Linked DNA regions of Mus musculus: region 1 is linked to region 2. A link is a contact called in ENCODE Hi-C or POLR2A ChIA-PET data. All regions are on one chromosome and are shown on one strand. Each heading gives the region's core, a stretch centred on a gene start or an enhancer-like site at or near the end of the contact. The rest is flanking DNA. Distances are from core to core; before and after follow the strand shown.

The links. A loop is a pair of places that touch in the nucleus more often than their neighbours do. ChIA-PET counts read pairs that join two places held with the same protein, here RNA polymerase II (POLR2A).
Region 1: a map of gastrocnemius shows a loop between it and region 2 (6-fold over the local background). The contact joins the promoter of Acox1 here to the promoter of Wbp2 in region 2. A Hi-C loop is called at or near these places in 1 of 37 maps with a recorded cell type or tissue (gastrocnemius). POLR2A ChIA-PET finds 5 or more read pairs at or near these places in 1 of 5 experiments (Patski).

The regions. Positions count from the first base shown.
Region 1 is chr11:116,196,941-116,202,099 of GRCm38, forward strand. Acox1 (acyl-Coenzyme A oxidase 1, palmitoyl) reads right to left here and starts at 2,105. Exons shown (of 14, transcript NM_015729.3): 1 at 1,656-2,105; 2 at 1,282-1,441. The coding sequence starts at 1,764. It overlaps Ten1 (TEN1 telomerase capping complex subunit), which reads left to right and starts at 1,915. Exons shown (of 4, transcript NM_027107.1): 1 at 1,915-2,043.
Region 2 is chr11:116,085,700-116,091,448 of GRCm38, forward strand. Wbp2 (WW domain binding protein 2) reads right to left here and starts at 1,296. Exons shown (of 8, transcript NM_016852.3): 1 at 1,168-1,296. The coding sequence starts at 1,226.

The sequences.
Region 1 (5,159 bases), core at 855-3,354, 110 kb after region 2:
CATATGCATTGGTGTTTTGCCTGTATGTACGCCTATGTAGGGGTGTCAGATAACCTGGAACTGGAGTTACAATCAGTTGTGATGGTGCTGGGAATTGAACCTGGGTCCCCTGAAGATCAGACGGTGTTCTTAACCACTGAGCCATGTCTCCAGCCCCCTTATGTATAACAGAAAAGCAAAGTGCAACAGATGAGCGTCTGAGAAAAAGCGGCTTTCCTCAACCGCAGACTAAAGCGGGTTTTCCCGACCGGCCAGCCAGTAGGAAACGCCAGCATTCCATCCGACAATGCGACGTTCTTAGAATGTGGTTCTGAGAATATCGGATTCATTCTGAGGTCTGACAGGTTCTCCACGGACTCTCACACTTTCTATTACTTTATACTCAAACTACCCATTACATAAAAACAGAATCTGATAGTGTTCCAAAATAGTTCAATGTCTGGTCTTGCAATACAGTTCCTCAGAAAATCAGTAGGCGGATTTCGCCACCCCCTCTCTGTTTTGTCTTCAGTGCTGAGACTCAAACCCACAGCCTTGAGACACTAGGCAATCTGTGTTCCACTGCGCCACACCTTTGGTATCGGGAAGCTTTCTTACAAAGTGAAGGTTCACTTTGCACTTAAAGAACTTTCATAGGGATGTTTGGAACAAAAAGCTTTTTTATTATTTGCCTCTCTGTCTCCCCCATCCCCCCAGCGGGCTTCACTAGTGTTTGCCCGGCCTTCTGGCCCACCCTCTCCCACAGTTTCGCCATGTAACCCTGGCTGACGAACAGGAACTAGCTCTGCAGACCAGGCTGGTCTCAAAATCAGAGATCAGCCTGCCTCTGCCTCTGCCTCCTCCGAAGTGCTGAGATTAAAGGCATGGGTCACCGTGGCCCAGTTCAAAAGAACTTTATAAATTAAAGTTTCATCTTATTGTGTGTGGGGGTACAACAGCCACCTCTAGCAAATGGTCAGAGGACAATCTAAGGGAGGTGACTCTCTTTCTACAAATTGAAATTAGATGATTAGGCCAGGTAGCCACCTCACCATCCCTTAAAGTTTGTTAAAATTAAAAAAAAAAACAATTTTGGGCACAACCGTTCATTATTAGCATTTTTACAACTATGCTATGCTATCCTACTAAAAGATCTAGATGCAAAAGTAATATTATTTTTCACACATAAAATTGAATCATGAAGTATTCAATTTAAGCCTTTAAACGACATGCGCGGTAAGAAGACCTCCCCAGACTGCAGCTGTAGTTTGGGCATACACTAATGTGCTAAGATACACCTACTTTTTAAACCACATGATTTCTTCAGGGTCTGCGATGCCAAATTCCCTCATCTTCTTCACCATGGTGGCACTCTTCTTAACAGCCACCTCGTAACGCTGGCTTCGAGTGAGGAAGTTATAGTCCTCATGTTGGAAGTCTGGATCGTTCAGAATCAAGTTCTCTGAAAGAGGGTTAAATGACATCAAGAGAAACAGGTACTCACCCTCCCTGACTCCCATCAGATTAGAACAGAGGACGTTCCCCTCCTAATCCTGACACCGGACGCCCATCGAAGTAGGGGTCCCCGCTTCCCCTCAACTCCAGAGGCCCCAAATCCTCATTCACGGGGGTCTTTCGCCTGGTTCGGTATAAGAGGCCCGGCCCTCCAGGCTCACCGATTTCTCGACGGCGCCGGGTGTTCTCCGGACTACCATCCAAGATGTGCGTGATTAACTCTGGATTGAAGGTGGCGGCGGCCCGCTCCTTGCGCAGATCGGGATTCATGACGGAGACCAGTGCTGGGGGCAGAGGAGGTGGCGACAGAAGTGACAGGCACCAAAGCGATGACAACCTGTCTCCGCAGCTCAGGCGCCGACCAGGCCCTATGAGCGGAGCGAGACAGCCCTCGGCCCCGCCCCCTCGAGCCGTCCCCGCCCCGTCCCCGCCGCCACTCCTCACGTGACCGGCTGCAATCCCCGACGCTGGTACCGCCCGCCGGACGGACGAATCCCCTGCTGCGGGCCAGGGGAGGTCCCCGAGCGGCTCCTCGCCAAGGAAAGCAAGGTAAAAGGTCAAGGGACCGCAGTGGCACTGGAAAGGGAGTGGGGCTCTTCCCGGACCTCACGTCTCCAGGTTCACGTGATCTTTCCGGGAGGAAAAGAGCCCTGGAGACGCGCGCAACCGATTGGCCAGGGCCTTGAGGGGCGGGATTGCGCCTGCGCTGTGGGACTCACCTCCTTTCAGGCTAGGGCGGTGGGTGTGTGTGTGTGTGGGGGGGGGGTCCTCTCACCACAGTGTCCCCGGAAACCAGAAGGGAATGGGTGTCAAGGGTCTCGGGCGGGGTGAGGAGGCTAATAGAGGAAAGCTGTTGATTTTACTGGAACCCAAACAAATTGGAGCGAAAGGGTAACAGGACAAAGGTTACGTTCGGGAGACGGTTCATTGTCGTTGGCTAAAAATATTGCCGACTTGACTGACGTTAGAGACTTGGGATGCAAGGACCTGGTCCTGCGGAGCTTCCGGGTTTATGCACTGGGCCTGGATTTAAAGCGAGAGGGAACAGGTCCAGTTTCTCTACATTTTATAGCCCAAGTCTTTTCCCACCTAAACCGGCAGGGCAGGTCCTAGAAATTTTGAAATCTAGACTTTACTTTGCCATATCATTATCGTCATCGAAGATGTACCTACGCCTAAGAAGTTCTAGCGTAGGATTTATAACAAAGAGTTCCTGAGCCTCAAAGACAGCCAGTTTTCACCAGTTTGTTTTTTAATTCTTCCTTAAAAATTGCTAAGTAGTAGGCTGGAGATGTCGAGCATGCACTAAAGCCAAAATATAATCTCAAAGCACAGCATAAACTGGGCACCGTGGCACACACAGGCTTGCAACTTCAAGTGGAGGTCTGAGGATCACGAAGTCCAAGATCATTATCAGCTATATAGAATCGGACTGAAGGCAGCCTGGGCTGTGTAATGCCTTGTTTCAAAAAGCCTTTAAGTGCTAAGTAAAATGCACTCTTTCTTCATTTGATTTCATGCCACCAAAAAGAACTACGCCGGTAGTGGCGCACGCCTTTAATCCCAGCACTGGGGAGGCAGAGGCAGGTGGATTTCTGAGTTCGAGGCCAGCCTGGTCTACAAAGTGAGTTCCAGGACAGCCAGGGCTACACAGAGAAACCCTGTCTCGAAAAAAAAAAAAAAAAAAAAAAAAGAACTACATTTCTTCATTACCTCTCTAACTTGCCCTTGTAACAACATATGTAAGACCCTTTTACAGTAACGGTGCTGAGAATGGGTTAAACGAATGAAGGCTTTAGCCTGAATGCAAAGTTAATGGAGCCCCCAAAATTCAATATTTTAATGCACTTTCTTTTCTTTTTTCTTTTCTTTTCTTTTTTGTTTGTTTGTTTGTTTGTTTGTTTTGTTTGTTTTTCGAGACAGGGTTTCTCTGTATAGCCCTGGCTGTCCTGGAACTCACTTTGTAGACCAGGCTGGCCTCGAACTCAGAAATCTGCCTGCCTCTGCCTCCCGAGTGCTGGGATTAAAGGTGTGCGCCACCACGCCCGGCACACTTTTTTTTCTTGATGCAGGAGATAGACCTCTCAGCTACATCCTCAGCTCCACAAAATTTAAAAGTTTAAAAGGGAAAAGAAGAAAAATTCTGAGAAGTTAAATAAAGACTATATCATTGTTGTTGCTTGTACCTTTGGCTCTGGCTCCATATACCTGAGCAAGGTTCTGTTACTGAGGATATTTTCAAGGACACTTAGGCACTGATATCTTGTTTAGTTGGGTTCTTGTGAATTTTATTCCTCTTAGCAGAAGCTTGGATCCCAAATACAATTAACAAGTTATTGATGAGATAAAAACCAAGGCTATTGCTTACTGAGGTAAAGGGAAAAGACTACATGGCAAACCTTTGGCAGTATCTCAGAGAGGGAAAGGTATGGTCAGATTTATCAACAATTGGAAGTTTGACCTGGCCTGTTGGCATAGGCCTGGAACATCAGCTACTCAGGAGGCTGAGGCAGGAAGATCACAAGTTCAAGACCAGCCTGGGTTGTAGAGAACTGTTAGTTTGGTTTAAGGCAGCACTTTGAACCATGAGTTTTAATTATAGCTGCATAAGAATGGCAGTACAGGTTGGGTGGGGTGGAGATTCCTTCAGTCCTCCCACTCAGAGGCAGAGGCAGAGGCAGGTGGATCTCTATGAGTTCTGTGCCATCCTGGTCTACATAGTGAGTTCCAAGCCAGTCAAAGCTATGTATTGAGGCCCTGTCTCAAAATAATAACAACAACAGAAACCAGCAAAAACAACAAAAGAATCAGTACAAAATTGGAAATGGCAAGGTGAGGGGATTCAGATAGCCTCTGAGAGTGGACTGACAGTTAATATTGAAGCCATTAACCTGGGTGGACAGTCCAAGCAGAGCTAGCTCCGCCTGCTGATAAAGGCAGATGCTGGCAGATTAACATTCATGAGGGTAGTGAGGTATGGCATGAGCTCAGTGCCCAGCAAGCGTAGGATGGCTGTCTTGATTTTTATTCTCTTCATGGATGTTTATCCATTCATAGTTAATAATGCCCCAAAACTGGTAGGCATGGGCTGGAGAGATGGCTCAGTGGTTAAACACACTTGACTGCTCTTCCAGGGGACTTGGGTTCAGTTTCCAGCCCCTACATGACAGCTCACAACTGTCTGTAACTACAGGTCCAGGGGATCTGACACCCTCACACAGACATACATAGGCAAAATACCAATGCATGTAGAACAAGAATAAATTATTTAAAAAAACAAAAACCTGGTAGGCGCAAAGAACACAGTCATCAGAGAGCCCTGCCCTCATGGGGATGATAATGGGGTGAGCAGAGTCACACTGTTTGAAATCTGATTACTCAGTACACTGCAGTGAATGAGATAAATCAGTGTTGGGGTACAGGCTGGGCAGGGCAATAGATAGAGGAGAAAGACCCAGGGTCAGAGACATAAATATCTGATATAAAAGGGGATCTAGAAGAGGAGTCATGGAAGTCTGGAAAACAACAAGCTGTTCACATTGGGCTGCTGAGATGGCTCAGTAGATAAAGGCACTTGCTTCCTGGCATGCAAGTCCACAGGCCTGAGGTCAGTCCCAGAACCCACATAAAGGTTGGTTTATTTGTTTGTTTTTAAGATTTATTTA
Region 2 (5,749 bases), core at 46-2,545:
ACAATGTAAGGTTTCTCAGATTACAAGATAAAAAGGTTTGAGTTCGTATGGTTCCATTCAGCTGTCTCCTCCTGTCCCAAATATCCTTTCTTGGTGCAATAAAAGAGGGGCAGCTCAGGTTAAAGAAGTGGTCACCAGGCACATGTGCTGGCCAGCCCCTTCCCAAGACCTACGCACACGAGGTCAGCAGAACCTGGCCTTGTCACTGCCACCTTCTCCTCTGAGTCAGCTTCCCAGGTGACAAGTCCCAAGATGGGTGCCTGTCTACACTGGGTGTGGGCTCTGACCTCCATCATGTCTCTCTTGGCTCTCAAGTTAATCCAAGCCCGGATAGTGCAAGTCAGGAGAGTCAGAATTCCAAGGAACAAGAAACAAGAGGAACAGAGAAGCCCAGCAGTTCAAGGAGGGGAGAGAAAAAAAGAATCTTAAAGTTGGGAGACCTTTGTTCGGGGAACTGACACAAGCCATTAAGAATTCAAGAGAACCAGGCAAGAGACAAGCCTTTATAAGGGTCACCGGGTTAAGTAGTTGACAGACATTTAGTTCCACCACCTCTAGGGCCTCAGCCTTTCTTTTGGAACTTGAGAAGTTCTGGAATATACGAGAAAACTGTACAGGAGTAGTTAAGCCTATTGACTTTGGGGCCAAGTTACCTTCCTTCAATTCCCCTTCTGTTACTCACAGCACAATGGTCTAAGTTATTTTAACCTCATTAGGCGTCACTTGCCCTACCTGTAAAATGTGTCTAATAGTTTCTGCGGCACAGGATTATGTATTACCTAAGGTAGAGCTGACGCAGCATAGTAAAGACGTAGTGAACGCCTAATAAATAGCAACTATGTTTTAAGACTTCGTTTGGGAAGGGGTTCAAGAAATCACCCGTGGGCCTCACTCGGCTTCCCAAACAAACCCTGACACCATTCTCTGGCCCCACCCCCACCCATCACCCCAGCTGATCAGCACTCCGGCCCTCCCCAACGACCCACCCACTCCCTCCAGCCCCGCCTCCGGCCGTTACCACCCCTTTCTCCCTCTTTCCTCCCCCCCCACGCCCCCCCCCCCACAGCGCTCCATCAATTTCCTTCTCCACCATATCCCACCGCCCACCACACACAGTGGCCGACACCCGCCCTTCAAGTCTCCAGGATCCTTCCGCCGTGTTTTCACCTCTCAGTGTTGTTGACGATCACTCCGCCGCCCTCTGAGTGATTCTTGTTGAGCGCCATAGTCTCTCCCACTGGGGTCCCGAGACTCGCAACGCTCTGCGCTTGCGCTGGTCTTTGGCCCGCCTCTAGTGGCGTCGTTCGTATTACAGTCAGCCAATCATAGTTCCTGCGCGCAGGCTGACCAACCACCTGATCTGGACTGTCACGTGGGGAGAGTTTACTCCCGCTCTCCCTCCCCCAAGTTGCACCTGCATCACAAACAAGCAGCCAACTACAATTCCCAGCAGGCAGTGGTCCGGCAACCGCGGCCTCGCCCTGCGTTTAGTGACGAGTGCATTCTGGAATTTGTAGTCTTTTTTTATATTATAGGCCAGGCTAGAGATTATATTTACAAGACTACTTAAACATTTGTACGCCTCTCTCATCCTAGCTTCCTCATGTTAAGCAAACTCAATCGAAGAAATGTAACTTAAATTTGATGATCTGGTGTATGGTACATTTAAACATTACGTAACCAGCCGTCTTCATTTCCGCAACTGTCATGAGTAGTTCGCGCTTACATTTGGGTATTCATTGCAAACTTACAGAGCAGTGCGAGATGCAGTCCCTTCTACAGTGGACTGGCAAAGCCCGAAAAAAATAAAATACGCCACTTTAATCGACCCAGATCCAGATCCCGGACCCAGAGTCGGACTGTGAACTTCTGGGGACTGAGCGGTCCGCTCCCCACCCTCTTCCCCGCCCAGCACCTGCCGCCTGCCGCCTCGCGATGGCGCTGCTTCCTGCTCTGATCTAGCGGATCCCGCTGCAGAAGTTAAACAGCAGGGTTTAAACAGGACCTAGAATAATTGAGTGGACTGACAAAGCACATGACCAACCGCCAGGTAGGACTTTGAAAATACCACTGACTCGTTTCTGCTAGTGGGTGTCTCCCCACTGCGCTGTAGTGAATCTAAACTCCACCTCTGAGTTGTATCTTTCGCAGGGCTGTCGAGGGTTGGGAGAACTCTTCAGTTTCTGGGTGGCATCTTAGCGTACCTACCCTTAACCTTAAGACACCAGTGTTTGGTTTGAAGCAGACAGCATGGTGCCCTACATCCTGGAACATTGCCACAGATTTGAGGCCAGTTTGGGCTGCATAATGATTTCCAGACCAGCCTCAGCTGCAGAGTAAAACAGTTCTGGGAAATGGCAGGTACATTATTAACTCACAGTGCAAGAGACCCTTCTGTTCGCTTTGGGGTTGTTTGTCTGTTTGTTTGTTTGTTTGTTTGTTTGTTTGTTTTTCTAGGTGCACACTAATAAAAGTCAAATGGCTACAGATTTTTGTTTGTTTGGTTTTTGAGAAAGAGTCCTGAGATTACAGGTGTGTACCACCGAGCCTGGGTTTACAAAGTTATGATGATCAGTTGAGTCCAGTATTCATGCACATCACGAAAAGCACTGTTCTAAGCTGGACTATGTCCCTAGCCAGCCCAGCAGTTTTTAAAGAGCATAGTCCAAGATGGGTATTAGTAATGACGCAATCAGGGATCAGAGGTGAGAGGACGGCTGGGGGTTTGAGCCCTGGCTCCTTGTTTGTGTATTCAATTCCAAACCGTCCAGCGACTCTGTCCCACAAAGATAAAACAGCAACAAATCCAGTAAAAGAAAATCCATAGCCACATCTGGTGGCACACGCCTTTAGTCCCAGCACCCGAATCAGGTGTTCACAATGGACAATGGTCTGTAACTCCACTCCAGGCAGTCTGGTATCTTGTTCTGGCTTCTTTGGGTACCTACATTCACACACACACACACACACACACACACACACACACACACACACACACATACACACGCAAATAAGAAGAAGAAGAGAAAAAGAGGGAAATCCTTTCCCGGAACCTGAGGATCTTTCCTGACACTCAGAGTGTTGCTAACAGGACGGGTGCAGAGTTCATCTCAGGACCCGAGTCTCTGAGAGGGAACACGTTTCTAGGCTCTGATAACACCTCTCGGTGGTTGAGACTCACTGAAGTCACTGGTTTTTTTCCTCTTAACCTGATTGTTATGTTGGGCAGACAACTTACGAACAGCCTTGTTTGGGCCAGTTTCCAACCACTTGACTCCATAAAGCCAAAAGCCTGCTTCCTTGAGCGAATTGTTGGATTGGCCTGGCCAGACTGGTGTTTCCTGATCAACACTTCTGTTCTCTGTAGATAGGAATATTTACGGGTAGGTTAGCACAGGTATCTTTGCTTTATCTCAGCTTCCTCTTTTTTTAAGGATTTATTTATTTATTTATTTTATATGAGTACAGTGTAGCTGTCTTCATGCACACCAGAAGAGGGCATCAGATCCCATTACAGATGGTTATGAGCCACCATGTGGTTGTTAGGAATTGAATTTAGGAAGAGCAGTCAGTGCTCTTAACCGCTGAGACATCTCTCCAGCCCTCAACTTTTTTATTTTTTTATTTTTGTTTTTGTTTTTTTGTTTTTTTGTTTTTGTTTTTTTCGAGACAGGGTTTCTGTGTGTAGCCCCGGCTGTCCTGGAACTCACTCTGTAGACCAGGCTGGCCTCGAACTCAGAGATCTGCCTGCCTCTGCCTCCCAAGTGCTGGGATTAAAGGCGTGCGCCACCACGCCTGGCTTCCTCAACTTATTTCTTAAGAATGTTTTTAATTAGTTATTTTTCTTTTCTTTTCTTTTCTTTTCTTTTTTTTTTTTAACTTCCTTGTTTGTTTTGTTGGTTTGATTTTTTTGAGAGAAGGTTTCTCTGTGCTCTAGCTCATTCTGGAACTTGCCCTGGAACTCCTTCTGTAGACCAGGCAGGCCTCAAACTCGCAGAGATCCGACTGCCTCTGCCTCCAGGGTGCTGGGATTAAAGGCATGTGCCACCATGCCTGGCCTGCTTTTTTTCTGTTGTTTTGTTTTGTTTAGTTTGTTTGAGACAGGATCTTGTTATGTAGCCCTGGCCAGCCTGGAACTCACCTTCTAGACCAGGCTGGTCTTGAACTCACAAACATCTGTCTACCTCTGTTATGCCCCGATCCCGTGGGAAACCGAGGAGAGCTCAGGAAGTGGGCATGAGTCCGATGCAAGTGGGCATGAAAGTCTTGTTATTGAAATGAGTCTTGACTCGGATCTCAAACCCCTACAGAGTAGGTTCGGAGTGCAACCCCCAGCTCAGGTGTTTTAGCACTTACACACAGAGCAGTTAGAAATTCTTTGAATGCTTAGGGTGAAGGGGAGGGAAGGTGGGTCAGGTAAGTCATAACTCAGACAAGATACCATTTGGTGGGGTAGAATTGCAAGGCTGGGAGGGGGATTAAAGATTGTCCTTTGTGGAGCTATTAGGAACTAATTTTATGTCTAGCCATAACTATCTGTGATCTCTGATTACCTCTTTTCTAAGATTTAAGCGTTCATCCCTAACCTCTCTTCTTCAAGGATAGGCACCAACTGCACCTGGTTATCTAGGAGAGTGCTGGCCTTGGTGCCACAGAAAGTGAGTTTTTTTTTTTTTTTTAAAGATTTATTTATTTATGTATTATATGTAAGTACACTGTAGCTGTCCTTAGATACTCCAGAAGAGGGCATCAGATTTCGTTACGGGTGGTTATCAGCCACCATGTGGTTGCTGGGATTTGAACTCGGGACCTTCGGAAGAGCAGTCGGCGCTCTTAACCACTGAGCCATCTCACCAGCCCCCAGAAAGTGAGTTTTTGTCATTTGTCTCTGAGCAGCTAGGGAGGTGGAATGGACCCCCTCCCCAAGTTTGCTGCAAGGGGGAGGGGGAGCAGGGCTTCTGAGGGGCAATGCAGAGGCAAACTGCAGAAGCAAGCCTTACTGAGCTTGCTGTGGGGAAAAGCCTAGGGGAAGGGGGACTTCTGCAGGAGAGTGCAGAAGTAAGCTGTCTGTGCACCTCACCTCTGCCTCCTGAGAGCTAGGGCTAAGGTGCATGTGTCCTGTCCTGCTCTGCCTTCTTCTCCCATTTGTTTTTAGTCTCCTTGTTGGTTGTTTGCTTTGCTTTTGTTTTTAACCTTTCATTGGTCCTTTGTGGATTTCACATCCTGCATCCAGCTCCTACTCACCCTCCCTGTCTCTTCACTCCTGCCCTCCCCCTTGAAACCTTCCACCCCCAAAAGAAAAAAAAAATCTCCACAGAAGAGGATGCCCACAGTCAACTATTGGATGGATCACAGGGCCCCCAATGGAGGAGCTAGAGAAAGTATCCAAGGAGCTAAAGAGATCTGCAACCCTGTAGGTGCAACATTATGAACTAACCAGTACCCCAGAGCTCTTGACTCTAGCTGCATATGTATCAGAAGATGGCCTAGTCGGCCATCACTTGAAAGAGAGGCCCATTGGACTTGCAAACTTTATATGCCCCAGTACAGGGGAACGCCAGGGCCAAAAAATGGGAACGGGTGGGTAGGGGAGTTGGGAGGGGAGGGTGTGGGGGACTTTTGGGATAGCATTGGAAATGTAATTGAGGAAAATACGTAATAAAAAAATATAAAAAAAAAAGAAAAAAAATCTCATGTGGAAGCTGTAGTGTGTCACAGTGCTCCACAGGATACCCTTTTGTCCACACTT